Linked DNA regions of Homo sapiens: region 1 is linked to region 2. Evidence: chromatin loops called from intact Hi-C (ENCODE). Cell type or tissue: ascending aorta. All regions are shown on one strand.

Region 1 (8,000 bases), 320 kb after region 2:
ACTATGACCAAGAGTTTCACAGCTAGGTAAGACCAGAGCAGCTCTCACCCAGACGCACATGAAGATACGTAAAAGGTGTTCACTGGAGCAGTGTTTGAAATGAGACACATTAGAACTGACTTCATGTTCTCCAAGAGGAAGAAGGCTAAATTGCATATTCACATAATAAAAAACTATGCAGCAGTGAACGTGAACTCTCCCTCTCTATATATGTATGTAGATATACCGTACATATATTTTATATATATTATATGTATTATATATTATATACTTGATATATGTATACATACTTTGTGTATACTTAATATATATTTATACTTACATACACTTAATATATATGACATACTTAATATATGTATACTATACAATATATAAATATACAGTATGTATAATTTATATTATATAAATATATATTATAATTAATGTATACTATATATATTTATATATGAAATATATACATATAATGTATAACATATGTATTTTTATATACATATTATAAATATGTATATAATTAAGAAAATAGGCTCAACAAAAGATAGCAAAAAGAAAAATTATAAAAAAGTTTAAAAATGCATTTGCCACATATATATACATATACACATATGTATATACATATAGAATATGTATATATTGTATATACATATTATAGAATATGTATATATAGCTATGTATATATTATTATAGGATATGTACATATTATACAATGAATACATATTCTATAATATACACATATTCTATATATTATACAATATATACATATTCTATATATGATACAATATATACATATTCTATAATACGGATACATATTTTATAATAATATATACATATTCTATAATATGGATACATATTTTATACATTATATATACTCTATATATTAGGGAAAATAATGTGTATATATATTCAGGAAAATAATGTGTATATTTTATACATTATATGATACATATATACTATATAATGTATAAAAATACATATTACATAATATGTATATACTATATAATATACTATATACTATACTATATACTATATATATACTATACTATAATATACTATATACTATACTATATACTATGATATAATATAATATAGTATATATATTATATATACTATATTATATTATAGTATAATATAGTATATATAATATACTATAGTATAGTATATACTATATTGCAGAGCTTTGGGAGCCCAAGGCAGGAGGATCACTTGAGGCCAGGAGTTTCAGACCAGCTTGGGTAACATAGCAAGACCCCATCTCTATTAAAAAATTTTAAAAATAGCTGGGTGTGGGGAAGCATACCTGTAGTCCCAGCTACTCAGGATGCTAAGGCAGGAGGATGGCTTGAGCCCAGGAGATGGAGGCTGCAGTGAGTTATGGAGCACCACTCCACTCCAGCCTGGGCAACAGAGCAAGACCTGGTCTCAAAAAATAATAATTTTAAAAATAAATAACTAAACAAGAGAGAAAAAAAGCAGGCTGGGCACGGTGGCTCATGCCTATAATTCCAGCACTTTGGGAGGCCAAGGTGGGTGGATCACTTGAGGCCAGAAGTTCGAGATCAGCCTGGCCAACATGGTGAAATGCCATCTCTACCAAAAATACAAAAATTAGATGGGCATGGTGGCATGTGCCTGTAGTCCCAGCTACTTGAGAGTCTGAGGTATGAGAATCACTTGAATCACAGAAGCTGTAGTGAGCCAAGATTGCACCACTGCACTCCAGCCTGGGCAAAAGAGCGAGACTCTATCTCAAAAAAAGAAAAGAAAAAAAAGAAAAACAAAAAACAAATCATAGCTTGTGCATTACTAAGACAAGTGCAGTTAAAGGTTGCTGGAATGTAAGAGACCCAGGATATACTATATATACTATAGTATAGTATATATAATATACTATATACTATATTATATATATACTATATTATACAATATATTATATACAATATACTATATTATATACAAATATTATATACAATAATATTATATACAAAATATTATATACAATATACTATATTATACAATATATACTATAATACAATATATACTAATATGTATATATTGTATATATAATATAGTATATATATACTTCATATATATACACATATATAGTATATATACTATATATACTGTATATATAGTATATATACTATATATACTGTATATATAGTATATATAATATAGTATATATAGTATATAATATAGTATATATAATATAATATAAATATAAATATATTATATATACTATAGTATATATAATATATACATGTTATATAAGTAAATATTTTATATATTATATAATTTACTGTTGAATGATAAAAGCATATTGTAGGCCAGGTGCAGTGGCTCATGCCTGTAATTCCAGCACTTTGGGAAGCCGAGGCGGGCAGATCACCTGAAGTTGGGAGTTGGAGACCAGCCTGACCAACATGGAGAAATCCTGTCTCTACTAAATATACAAAATTAGCTGGGCACGGTGGCACATGCCTGTAATCCCAGCTACTCAGGAGGCTGAGGCAGAAGAATTGCTTGAACCCAGGAGGCACAGGTTGCAGTGAAGCGAGATCACACCATTGCACTCCAGCCTGGGCAACAAGAACGGAATTCTGTCTCAAAAAAAAAAAAAAAAAAAAAAAGCATATTGTGGACAAATACATAGTATATCATTTACACAACATTTAAAGACATGGAAAACAAAGCTTCATTAAAGGAAACTTTATATATAGTAAAAAAGTAAAGCAATGCTTGGAAATAATAAGCATCATATTAGAACAGTGGTTATATTGGTGAGAGTAGAAAGGAGAACAAATACGTTAGGATTTACACAGGTGACTGCAATAGTGTTGGTATAAAGCTTTCTTAAGCTGAGTGATAGATACAAAGGATAATAAATACCTTTTTAAATACACTTTTGGGTTTCTGAAATACTGATTAAGTTACAACAAATAATCTTTACTCTTTAAGACTCTGTAACTCAGCTCTATCACCCTCTCCCCACTGTTGTCACCATGATATATTGATGAATTCTCATCCATACCCAGTATACAGTTCTGTCCATCCTTCCTACCACGTCCTGCATGACTTCAGCACTCCTACTGCTCAGCCAGCCAATGACTTCACACTTCCTGGGTCTCTTACATTCCAGCAACCTTTAACTGCACTTGTCTTAGTAATGCACAAGCTATGATTTGTTTTTTGTTTTTCTTTTTTTTCTTTTCTTTTTTTGAGATAGAGTCTCGCTCTTTTGCCCAGGCTGGAGTGCAGTGGCGCAATCTTGGCTCACTACAGCTTCTGTGATTCAAGTGATTCTCATACCTCAGACTCTCAAGTAGCTGGGACTACAGGCACATGCCACCATGCCCATCTAATTTTTGTATTTTTGGTAGAGATGGCATTTCACCATGTTGGCCAGGCTGATCTCGAACTTCTGGCCTCAAGTGATCCACCCACCTTGGCCTCCCAAAGTGCTGGAATTATAGGCATGAGCCACCGTGCCCAGCCTGCTTTTTTTCTCTCTTGTTTAGTTATTTATTTTTAAAATTATAATTTTTTGAGACCAGGTCTTGCTCTGTTGCCCAGGCTGGAGTGGAGTGGTGCTCCATAACTCACTGCAGCCTCCATCTCCTGGGCTCAAGCCATCCTCCTGCCTTAGCATCCTGAGTAGCTGGGACTACAGGCATGCATCCCCACACCGACCTATTTTTACAGTTTTTTTAATAGAGATGGGGTCTTGCTATGTTACCCAAGCTGGTCTGAAACTCCTGGCCTCAAGTGATCCTCCTGCCTTGGACTCCCAAAGCTCTGCAATTACAGGTGTGAGCCACCACTCCCAGTCACAGGTTGCATTTTGGATCTTGTCACCCAGAACATCTCTACCCAATACCCCTGGCACTCTCTTCTGCTTTTTCCTTGCACTTGCCCAGCTAATATTCCCTTTGATCTCCTGGGGGCTCTATTTCCTTGACTTTCTTCCTCCATTCCTCCCCTGAGTTATTTTCTTCTTTCCTAGCAAACTAGGACCTATAACCAACACCTTAGAGCTCTGGTTGCAACTGTCTTACCCAACTCCAGGTGTCCACTTTCTCAAATCCTGGCTTGGGATGCTGAACAATGCTAACAGAAATCATGTGATCGCCCTGATCAGCATCATTTCAAATCTGTTTTCTCCAGAGCAGGGTGACTCTAGGTCCTGATGCCACTCTTTTCACTCACCCCTAGTTGAAATCATTATCTGCCTTAAATATCAGCTCTGGCTCCCCTTTGCCTAGAACGGCGAGCTAACTGTGGCCTGCAGAGCTAATGGCTCAGGGAGGTGCCACAGGAGTGAGCCCGGGAGGAGAACACCTCTTTGGCAAGCTCTGCCTCCCCATCCTTGCTTCAATCTGAGTTGGTCTGCTTTAATCATTTAAAATATTGGTCTTACAAGTAAGATTTCACATAATAAAAAAGGGAGGAGTCCTGCTCTGCAAAATCTTTGAGTGGCTTTCTATTACACTTGGTATAACACATAAACCCATTACTTACATGGAGTTTGTGGGATGTAGCTCTGTCCTCCTCTCCAACCTCATCTAGCGCTATTCATCCCCGGCATCCCACACTGCAGATACAACTCTACTCTCACCTCTAGGCTCATGTGCCTTCTACCGGCACACAGACCTGTTCCTCTGTTCTTTGTATGCCTGATGCTTCGTTCTCAAATTTCTCCTTACGTGTCACCTGCCCTGGTCTTCCTCATTATTCTCTATCACACTACCTTATTCATCTCCTTAACAACACTTCTTGCCATCTTCATTCAACTTTTTTGTTTCTTTCCTCATTCATTGTCTGTTTGTCCCCTCACTAGACTGTAACCGCCGTGATGGGAGGCATCACGTTTGTTTCATTTAACAATTAGTAGCAGAGCCAAGGAGTAGCTTCAGCCCCTCTTCTAAGGCTCAGAGTAGGAAAATGGATTTGAAATGATGCTGATCAGGACCTTCACCCCAAACTGCCTCAAATAAATAACTAAAGGAGAAACAGCATCCTTTGGTGCACATCCTTGCTGTACACATAAGGCTTTGTAGAAGGTGCCATGGCTCTCTCCGTTCCAGTCAGATGCTGCCCATGGACCTTTGTACAGAGAAATCCTGGAGGTGCGCTGGGATCAGTGTATCCCTAGTGTATCCTATTCACATACATAGAAGCACACAGGAACATTTTTTTGAATGAATCAATCTTTGAAAGTTTGAAAAATGCCAGCTGAGGAAATAAAGTTCACCTCTCCTAAATCACTTCGAGGAAGAAAACTAATTGGAAATCAGTTTTCTCACTTCTCCTGATAATCCATTACTTACCCATTGTCCTATTCCAGGACAAAAGACAACACACTACACAAAGAAAAAACTCTCCTTCCCAACACATGTGCTACATTGAATCTCCAGATATGATGAACTGAGACACTTACAGAGTTAAGTGTGAAAGGGCGAACTGATTTCACAATAAATTGGTTAACTATTTAAGTGTTTCAAGATTCTACTTAAGTGTACTCAGTCCATCTTGATGTAAGTAGCAAACTTTCAAAAGTTTGGAATGCCTGTCATTGTGGCAATATGCAAGTGCACTGCAGGACACAGAACAGTAGTTAATTACTTCAAATATATGAGACAGATTAGATATGATCAGTAGTTAAGCAAGCCAAAATCCTAAACAGAAAAATCTCAGTGGTATCCATGTGTGTACACAGGTTGTCATGGCCACACCTTGGCTTGGCAAGTGCATCCAGGAACATTTTCTCCTAGGCTGCCTTTTCCCTTGCCTGTCATGATTGTCCACAAGCCTTATAATAAAACATGGTGAGATAGCAAACGTGGGTTATGTGGGTGTGTTTGTCCTTCTCTGCAAACAAGATTCAGTCTTTCAGAAGAAATACACAAGCAGAAAATGGCTTCAGACAAAAAAAACAGAGTAGTATCTATGGGTAATAGAAGGCACTGTGAAGGCGGATGGGTGCAGGGTGTTCAGGTGTGTGAATAGGGCATCTGGGTCAGTACAGGGATTGGAACTGAAATGGAGGTGACAGTGGAGGTTATACAGTAGGGAGAGTGAGTCTGATTATGATGACAGCTACAATTTTTTTTTAAAATAACTCTGACAAACCAGGTACTGGGCCCTTTACTTAGGTTTGCTTTTTTAACCCTTTCAGAAATACTATGAGATAAGGGCTTTTATTATTCTCATTTTATATGTGAAGACACTGAGGCTCAAAGAGATGAAGTAATTTGCCGAAGGTCACGCAGTTAATTCCACAGTCAGGATTTTATCTAGGATTCCGTACTTCCAAACTTTGTGCTTATAAACACTGTTCCATCAGTGTCCTCTGTTCCACTGTGTATGTTCCATACCGTTTCACTGTATTCTCTATTGGCAGGACAGTCTAGAGATTAGGAGAAAGGTTAAGCTTAGAGCTGTAATTGTAGGGGGAATTTCTTAGAACATAACAAAGACAATGAGAGAGTCAATCTCTGGCATCTTCCCCGAGGTGTGGTATACAGGTGGGACTTGGGGAGCACTGAGAATTTGTATTGGAGAAAGTATGTTCTGTTGTTCCTTAATTTGAGGATACAATAAAAAAAGAAGTAAATCTGTGGCTGAGGTGAAGGGCAGAACAGTAAAAGATACAGGAAAATAGATGTAAAACAATAACCACTAAAATGTACTGGCCAGTTTACTGAATGCTTAGAATTGCTGATATTGGTTTTAGATTGAATTGCTTTTTCTTCAGGTAACTCCATGTAGCAGGGTCTAGGGTGAGATGCCTAAGAGGTGTATTTATTTAATGATAGTTAATGATATTCCTGAGTAGAAGGGAAGAGATCAGTTGGTTCTCCATAAGAGAAGTCAAAAAGGTTGCAACAAACTATGTAATTCCTGCCTCACTATCAGAAGAATGGAAACTGGTATGGTTTGGCTGTGTCCCCACCCAAATCTCATCTTGAATTGTAGCTCCCACAATTCCCACGTGTTATGGGAGGGACCTGGTGGGAGATAATTGAATCACGGGGGGCAGGTCTTTCCCGTGCTGTTCTCATGATAGTGAATAAGTCTCATGAGATCTGATGGTTTCATAAAGGGGAGTTCCTCTGCACATGCTCTCTTGCCTGCCACCATGTAAGACTTGACTTTACTCCTCCTTTGCCTTCCACCATGATTGTGAGGCCTCCCCAGCCATGTGGAACTGTAAGTCCATTAAACCTCTTTCCTTTATAAATCACCCAGTCTTGGGTATGTGTTTATTAGTAGCATGAGAACATACTAATACACACTTGTCTGATTCATTATGACTATTCCATTTCTTTCTCTAGAGCTTTGCTACTCAAAATGTGGTCCATGGAACATTAGCACCATCTGCGAGCTTTAACCCAGACTGATTGAAATAGAGCTTGCATTTTAACAGGCTCCCCAGGCAATTCCTATATGCAGTAACGTCTGAGAAGTACTGCCCTAGACTATGTATTGTGCCAGCTCGGCAACTTGGTGAACTCTTGTTCAGCCTTCAAAGCCTAGCTCAGATATCACCTGTTCTTTAAAGCTTCCCCTAGCAATGTCTTAAAGAGCTAATCCCTCCTTCCTTTCTGCTGTTTCTCCTCCTACTCATCTCTACTCTGCTCGTGACACTGTGTTCTTGAGGAGAGGGTACCTGTGTTACTCCTCTTTGTATTCTACTGTGTCAGCTGTGTCACTTCAAAAAGACAGGTTCTAAAAAGCATCCAGTTATTCGATTTAGTTATTGTTACTCAATTTAAGTCCTTCTTGGACAATGATTTTTAAATTTTTCTATGCACAAAAATGACCTGGTCATCTTGTTAAATTGGAGGCCTGTAGACCTCACCCCTGTGAATTCTGATTCTGCATGTTTAATTGGGCCCCAGGAATTTACATTTTAACTAGCAGCTCTAAGGATTTCTGGTGCAGATGACTGAGGGAAATCTCTGGTTTAGAAACATTTCCTGGTGTCTGTAATATGGAGCTTCTTT
Region 2 (8,000 bases):
ATTGCATATATTTAATCATATTAAGGAATTCTTGTTTATTTATTGTCCCAGCTTCCCCACTTGGATGCATGTCTTTCTCTCTCACCCTTTTTCAAACATACACAGAGTCTCCAGCCCCAAGATGCTGACTCAGTGGCTGGGTGGGGTGAGGCTTCGATTTTAACAAGTTCCCAGGAGTCTCAGGACCAGCTCACTACAAACAACATTATGTGAGTGAGGAAAGCAGGGGCTTGGGCTGACCTCTTGGGGCTCAGGTGGAAGAGCTGAGCCTAGTCCAGCAGGGGGACAAAGGAGAAAGCACCAGGGCACAGAGGGCGGGCACTCAGGAAGGCAGTGGCGGACTCATGCAGCACTGGAAGCCCAGGCGACCCAGGGCCAGGCACACCTCACGGGCCTTCTGTATTGAGACAGAGCCTCCTGGAAGCCATGACACCCAGGAAACGGCTCCAGGTTCCTCCGGACTGACACGCCCCACGAGGAACCTGGCAGTGCTGCCCACTCTCACCACCCTCACCCTTCAATCGGTTATGGCCGAGGTCAGGGAGGCTTATGCTGAGTGGTGGCGCCAGTGCTGAACACCTCAGCAGCCACATCCCAGGCCTGGAGCTCTTCTTGCTAAGAAGGCCTCTGCCCCACCCCACTTGGTACTTCTGGCTCTTCCCAGGTTTGCCCCGTATGGGATAAAAAGGGGTCACGTATGGGTTAAAGGCTGGGGAAAATCAGCATTGTTTTAGGGACAATAAGGAGAAGAATCACTGATAAGCATCTCCGACATGCTGCTGGAGTACAGGACGCTCAAGAAGTACCTTCTTCAGACAGCCAACAGAGCTTATTCCTAAGCAGGACCCTTGTATATAAAAGGTGCAAAAAGCCACGCTTTTCAAAACAAATCAGAAGCATCTACTATATAAAAAGACTCTCCCTACCACAGGCTCTCCTCTATCATCGAGCTCCACTAGGGCTTTCCAAATATTTACTTGACACTCGCACTCTGCTGAGCTCCCCGTCACTGGGGACGGGCTGGGGGAATCGAGCGGCAGCCGTCCTCTCTGTCTTGCCCTCCTCCAGTCTTCCCTCCGAGCTGCTAGTAAACAGTAATAATGACTCTCGTCCCCTTCCTGCACGGTCCTTGGGTGGCATCTGCAGAAAGTGCTGGTTACACGCAGAGAAAACAGGGCGGGCCAAGGGGAAGGGAACGTGGGCTTTGGAGCCAAACAAGCAAATCCTGAGCCTGCCACTTGCCAGCCGTGTAGTTTTGGGCGAAATCCCCTCACTTCTCTTTCCTCAACTAATAAAGAGGTTGCCTAACAGAGCCTGCCCTCATGAGATCATTAGGTACAACACACACAGGTGCTTGGCAGATTAACTGGCAAAATCTAGGAGCTAGCTAGGAAAAAAAAGAAAAAGACCCCAAACCATACATTCAAAATAGCTGCTACTACGACCCTTGGAAATGACGTGGTTATTTGAGATGATGGTTAATGACGAAAGTACTGACAGGAGCCCCACCGCCCTCACACCTTACTGACCTTTACACAACTTTGAGAAACCCAGTAACAGGGCAAGACTCCTTTGTACAAAGGGCAACAGCAAATTCAGCAGTTTTCATGTGAGTTGTGAGTGAAGCCCAAGAGAAGCTCCACCAGCCGCCAAACGCCGGGTTGCCAGCCCCCAAGAACCCAACACCCAGGCCATCAAGGAGTGGGGTGTCCCCCACCCTCTTCTTCAAACTCTTCTCCACAAACAAAACAAGCTCTGCCCCAAACAAAAGCCAGCTCCTCTTCCGCCTGGGCCCAGAGCAGAGAGGCGCGGGGGGCGCCACAGAAACATCTCCCACCCAAGTGTGTCCCGCGCATTTGCCGGCGGAGCTCCGTGCGGCGGATACTCACAGCTTGCTGAGGCTGTCGAGCCCTGAGAAGGCGCCGCTCGTGTCCTCTATTGTGCCCGAAATCTCGTTATGGTCCAGATCCCTGGGGAGAGGACAGAAAGCAGCTCACCGAGCAGTCGGGGCGTGAAGGGAAAGCAAACTCTCACCCAGCCTGCTGCTCGGAAGCTGAAGTCCCCTGGGTGCATGCACCCTGGAGGCACAGCCGGGACGTAGGGTGAAGAGACACGTGGCCCTGGGAGGGAAGCCCTGTTTCTCAGCCTTCCAACCAAGATGACACATGCCTTAGACAAGAAACTTCCCTGGGCTCCACCTGCCTCCCTGTCTGCGGAGGCCACACTCAAGGGAAGGGAGGTGGTGCAGACAGCCCAGTCTGTATTCTGCCCCGAGAGAGCGGACATCTGGCCCCAGCACTGAGAATCAACCCAAAAGGTTCCTTAAGGCTCCCGTCTGCTCTCATACCAACCAGAGTCCCTTTTCTGGACATGACCGAGAAACTGCAGAAAGCACATGGAAGAAAGAGACCCGGCACAGGGCCGGCCCGTGGGCGCCTCCGTACCAGCCAGTGGGTCTGGAGCCCGGAGCCCATCTCCTCCCAAGGCCTGCAGGGCGCTGACTCTGAGCCAGGGAGGACATCTGGGTGCTGAGTCAGACTTGTGACCCACTCGCCAGGATCAGAGGGATGAGGCCAACTCAGCCCAGGCCCCTCCAACAATGCAAATCCCATGGCCGATGACTCAATGGCTTCCCAGCTTCCAGGAGCAGGTCACAGTGCCCAGGCGAGACATCACACCTGGAGACCAGGCCCCCATCCTGCCCTCTCCAACTTTCCACAAGGTTCTTGGTTCTTAAATTTTCCCCCCGAGCCCTTGCAGACACAGGCCAGGGAGAGAAAAGGAACTCTTGTCTCCTGTGAGAAGCTGCAGCAGGAATCAATGCTGCCAGCAGAGAGGGCAGCTCTGACTGAAGAGTGAAATGCTGGCGGTGACCTTTCTTGTCACAGCAGGAAGGTCAAATAGTGGAGATTCTGCTGCTGGAAGGGACTTCTCCTCTCAATGGGTTCCTTCCTATCATCTGCATACTGAAAAAACCAGGAACCAGGGACCCGGGGCTGTGGCTTTGTGTGCCTGTCTCTCTGCTCCTAGCCCTGGCTGCCAAAGTTTTTCTCTCCTTTCTGGCCCGCTCAGTCTGAATGTTCCCAGCCTTGTTATTTGGGCCTTGTATGGGCTCACAGGCTGACCTGGCCTGAATAGCTTGGCTCCGGCCTCTTTCACACTCCCTGGCAATGGCTCCACATTAAAGCCGGCTCTGCCAGGTGCAAGTGCAAAGGCCTCCCTCCCTGTCACACTGGAACAGATCCCTCTCTGTGCAGTGGATTACGCCTGAGAAGGAGACCCTAGAACCCGCCACCACTGTCCTCTGAAACCTGCATGCCCCTCTCTGGGGGTTTTATGCTGACAGCTGCTTGGAAGTTCTATGAAGCCAACCATGGAAAAGTTTTATACAAGCCTCAGAAAAGCATCCTGCAGCCACTTTTGCCAACCCCATCTAATTAGGGACTTCAAGGGAAATGGCATTAGCACCTCCACTTTGTTAACTGACCCCCGACGAGGTACAAGGAGAGACACAGGATTCCCTAAGTGCTGCTTTTGGAAAGGAGGCATCTTGGTACAGGTTATGCTGAAGAAGTTCAAATGCTCAGACGAGAGATGCACTGCAGTATTCCCATGGTTTAGAGAAAAAATATTCAGGACTTGGAAGTTGCAGCTGAAGACTCAAGATGGGAAAGACTGACCCACGGCTGCCGAACTGGAGGCTGCACCAGGCGCTCAGCGTGGGGAAGCTTTTTCCAACACTAGGAGCCAGCATCCTGTCCAGCACAACGTGGGCATCACTGCTTGAGAACAACTACTTTTTAGGAGCTGCCATCCCTCTCTAGGCACCATCCTGGGGAAATGAGAGATTTTTCTGCTTAACCAGTTCTTTTTCAGTTGATTACATAAAAGTTTGAGACTCTGCACATAGAGCAAGCCAGCTTTGGATCCAATTCTGACTCGAAGCCAACGCAAATGGAGTTCAACAAAGCAGATGGTTTGCTCTATTCTGCTCTCCCCACTGGGGACCCCTTTATCCTGTCAGTAGTGGGAGACGTACAAGACTCGCAGGCTCCTGAGTCCCTTGAAGGCACCCTCCGCAATGTGGCTGATGGAATTGTGGCTGAGACGCAGGACACTCAGGCTGCTCAGCTCGGCCAGGCTCTCCTCGTCCAGCCGTGTCAGGTTGTTGAAGGACAGGACCCTGAGGAAAGGGAGGGCAGCAATGTCACCATCTAGTGTGGTTGCCCCCCAACCCCACCCCACCGGAAATTGGGCCACAGTCAGCTGGGTTTCAGTGGGAAATGACACAGATGCACACGCACGCGCGTGCGTGCACACACACACCCACACCCACAGAATCCTGGGGGTAAAAGTGGCCATGCAGCTAGAAACTCATCAGTGCCCAACACACTAGTCTGACTCGTAGAATGGGTGCATAGGTCACAGGGGCCAGGGTGGCTGTTAAACTGTGAAGACTACACACGAGGTCATGACACACAACAACTCTCAAGCTCCAGCGCCTTCATGCTGTCCAAGGCAGCTCCTGATTCAGGCTACAAAAGACCTCTCTCATAGCAGAAGCCTGGGATTCTGGAGATGACCCCGCAGCAAGCCAGGGAGCCCCAGTCACACTCCCTGCATCTGCCAGCAGAGGGCACCACTAGCCCCTGCGTGGGACAACCACACCTGTGCCTCATGCCTTAGTGGGGCAACTCCCCCAGGGCAGGAGGCTCCTGCTCAGGCCTCCCTGCCCCCATCCACGTGGACCTCAGAGCATGATCCCCTACTGCAGGCGGTAAAAGCACATGCTTTGCCCGAACCTCAGAATCAAAGCTTCCTCCCAGCACTCCTGCACCTCTGGGTTGCTTACGTGACATATTGGTCATCTATCGTTGAAAAATTGGGGCTGGGGCAGGGATAGGAAGATGGAAAATAAACTCAGAGAAGATTAATGAGCTTTTAAAGGCAGCTAGGAGCAGCATTCTTTCCCTCCTGGACAAATAAGTCAGGGTGTCTGTCAGTTAAACAGACCTGGCAGGAGATCAAAATTATATCCTCACCTGCAATTAAAGAATTTAGCTTAAAGGAGGGGTGGGAAACACATGCTGGGAAGCAATCCCAAATCTGCCTCTGAGGTTACCTGGATATGGTGCAAACTGCTAGGACTGCTCAAGCGCACTTCTGTGATCTTTGCTGCCCCTTCTAGAGGGCATGGAAGAGGGCTTCATGCCTTCCACCAGCTAGAGAGGGGATCCCGGACCCCGCAGAAGACAGCATGCCATCCCTGGGGCCACGATACACTGGTGAGTCAGAGGATGGCCCCTCACTTTAAGAATTGGACTGGCTCAGGCTTCGGGGACTTAAAAGACCTCTCTTGCTTCCCACACCTCCCGGCCCTGACCAACAAAACCAGGAGTCCCCTGGTGGGGTCACAGCTTGACTACAGAGCCTGAAAGGAGCCATCCAGCACCACATGGAATGCACAACTGCAGGCCCTGAAGCGTAGGAAGCTGAAACCAAAGGGTTAACACTCACAGAATCCAAGAAAAGTTAGGAAAGAGGCAGGACCACTGTGTTTTGCATTAGATAATGATGGAGTCACCAAAATATAAACTCCAAGTCAGTGTGTGTGTGTGTGTGTGTGTGTGTGTGTGTGTGTGTGTGTGTGTGTGGTGGGGGGAGGGGGGGAGGAGGAGGGAAGGAAGGACAGGGAGAGAGAGGAGAACACAGAAGACCAGACACAAACACCAGCTGCAAGAATCCACATTAGATTCACGCATCCCCTTGAGTTTGCCTGGTGAGGTCAAGAGAGAGACAGGACAGACTGAGGCTTGGCACTCTTAACAATCATTCACTTCAGTGGGTGAATTTTTTCCAACAGCCAAGCCTAGAAAAGGAAGAAAAAAACAAAACAAAACAAAAAAACCCACCCAACTCTTGTGAAAAATAAAGAAACACAGTAGACTAAACTGGAGCATATCAAATGGAAAGAACAGTGAAAACACAAACTATAGACTTGTAAAGATGTTCTCTGAGTCCTTAGGAATGCTGCGTTCACTGTCCAGTAACCCCACCCTGACATGATGGGGTGGCCAGGGCCACTGCCCATCGCTACCCAGGCGACAGTCTGTCACTACTAATCTCAGAACTTTGGGCAAGACAAGCTCAGTTCTCAGTCTCAACCTGGGACCCCTGTCTGGAAATCTCCAAAAGGAGCAAGAGGACCACACCACACATCTCTGAACTAAGCACGCACACGACTGCACAGGAGCCTCTGCCAGCAGGCCACTGCGGTGCAAAACAGAGAAAGGGAAGGGGCCAAGAACCTGGGCAGCTCATCTACAGGAAGGAAGGTGGCGACTCCGAGGACACAAATTCATCCACAGTCAGCGTTTCACTGTCTCTGTTTGAGCCCAAATGACCCCCTCACTGAAGAAGCACATGCTATTTGGTGTGGCCATTAACACACAGTCACTCTCAAAATGGCTCCTGTGAGCACTCTGCCATAGCTGCCCTTCCCCAGGAACTTTCTACCCCTGGAACTGTCTCCAAACCCAACAGGACCTTGGGGGCCAAGGCTCCCTGCAGGGACCTAGCTGCTACTCCTGGAGCCCCTGCTAATCCAAATGCAGAGGAAGTGAAGGGGAGATGAGGAAGGGACTGGGGCTCAAATCGCTGAGGGTTCCACCCTGGGCCTGGCTGGTTTGGGAACAGGGCTACTGGCCTGTCTCTGAGCCCTCCCCGAGGCCACTGTGTGGTGGAACGAACCAGGCCTAGCACTTTCACCTCCAAGCAGTGTCTAAAAACACTGCCACAGCCCAGAGCCGAGGACACTTACAACTCATGCAGCTTCTGGCAGAAGCTCCAGCCCTTGCGGTGAATGCGAGCGATGGAATTGTTGCTGAGGTGGAGCTGATGCAGGGCCGTGAGGCCGTAGAGCGAGCCGCTGTTCACTTCTACCAGGCTGTTGTACTCCAGGTGCCTGCAATGACAGCCATGCACAGGATGAAGAGGAGCTTTCACTCCCTTCACTGGACAGACAGCAAATGAGCAGCCACGCTGTACCTGACACTGCGGTCACACCAAGGCTAGAACAGTGCACGACAGAACTGTGGAGTCTAGTCGCACACATGTGCATGTGAGTAGGGGCTGGGAGAAGACAGGCAAATCAAAATGGATGACAGCACATGCCAAGGCCGACTCGAGTGTTCATAGGGCAAGAGGGAGCTTCCTAGAAGTGACTTTTTTGGCTGAGTAAAAGTGAACCAGGGCTGGGTGTGGCGGCTTATGCCCATCCAGTACTTGGGGAGGCCGAAGAAGGAGGATCGCTTGAGCTCGGGAGTTCGAGACCAGCAAGGGCAATATAGCGAAACCCCATCTCTACCAAAAACAAAACAAAAAGTGACCCAGGCCAACAAACGGGCACAGGAGTTCCAGGCAAGGGCAAAGCCCATTAAAGGAATAGAAAGGAGAGCGAATAGGAGGCGGCTCTTATTATCACCCGCATCTCACACATGAGGAATGTGCTGCTGAGAGAAGCCAGGTAACCTGTCTAAGACTTTACACAGCTTAGCCAGTAGGGAAGGGGCTAGAATTAATTCAACCCTGGGTCTGCCTACCAAAGGCTGGACTCTGTGCCACTGTGCTAGGAGACCCGCTTTAGCTCTGGCGTCAGACTACCTGGATTTAAATCCTAATTTTGCAGCTTGCTGGCTGAATAAACCTGCACATCTACTAACATGGAGATATCCAAGAGCACTGACTCCATGGGGTCACTATAAGAAGGAAACAAGGGTACATCAGGATTCAGTGCAGCTCTAGGCCTGAGCTCTCAGGCCCACCGTGTAAGTGTGCTAGCACCCCGCTTCCCAACACAGCATGTGCCAGGAAGGACAGCGCCAGCCCAGGCAACCGCCTCTTCAACAAAAGTCCGTAACCCGAATTTTGCTCCGTGTTCAGTATTACAAGGGCTTTGGGTAACTGAGTTTTGCTTTTTTCCATCTTTCTTTCTGCTACTG

Evidence for each region. Peaks named below come from ENCODE experiments on the same cell type or tissue, not always from the same donor. Only the 100,000 strongest peaks of a DNase experiment are listed, where the experiment ranks them.
Region 1: a loop joins it to region 2, with 2.4 times the contacts of the local background. A loop is called at or near these places in 4 of 110 quality-filtered maps.

Annotation. Positions count from the first base shown.
Region 1 is chr3:66,724,206-66,732,205 of GRCh38, forward strand. LOC105377143 (a long non-coding RNA gene) reads right to left here. Exons shown (of 3, transcript NR_135533.1): 3 at 6,173-6,400. Among named protein-coding and RNA genes, the nearest start is that of LRIG1, 230 kb to the left of the region's middle. In ascending aorta, no CTCF peak of the experiment used is centred here; a DNase peak (open chromatin) is centred at 3,194.
Region 2 is chr3:66,403,309-66,411,308 of GRCh38, forward strand. LRIG1 (leucine rich repeats and immunoglobulin like domains 1) reads right to left here. Exons shown (of 19, transcript NM_015541.3): 7 at 6,821-6,964; 8 at 4,040-4,183; 9 at 1,890-1,970. Among named protein-coding and RNA genes, the nearest start is that of LRIG1, 94 kb to the right of the region's middle. In ascending aorta, a CTCF peak has its summit at 4,633 (motif pointing right); DNase peaks (open chromatin) are centred at 2,553, 3,103, 4,143, 4,633 and 1 weaker place; H3K4me3 peaks cover 575 bases; H3K27ac peaks cover 6,909 bases.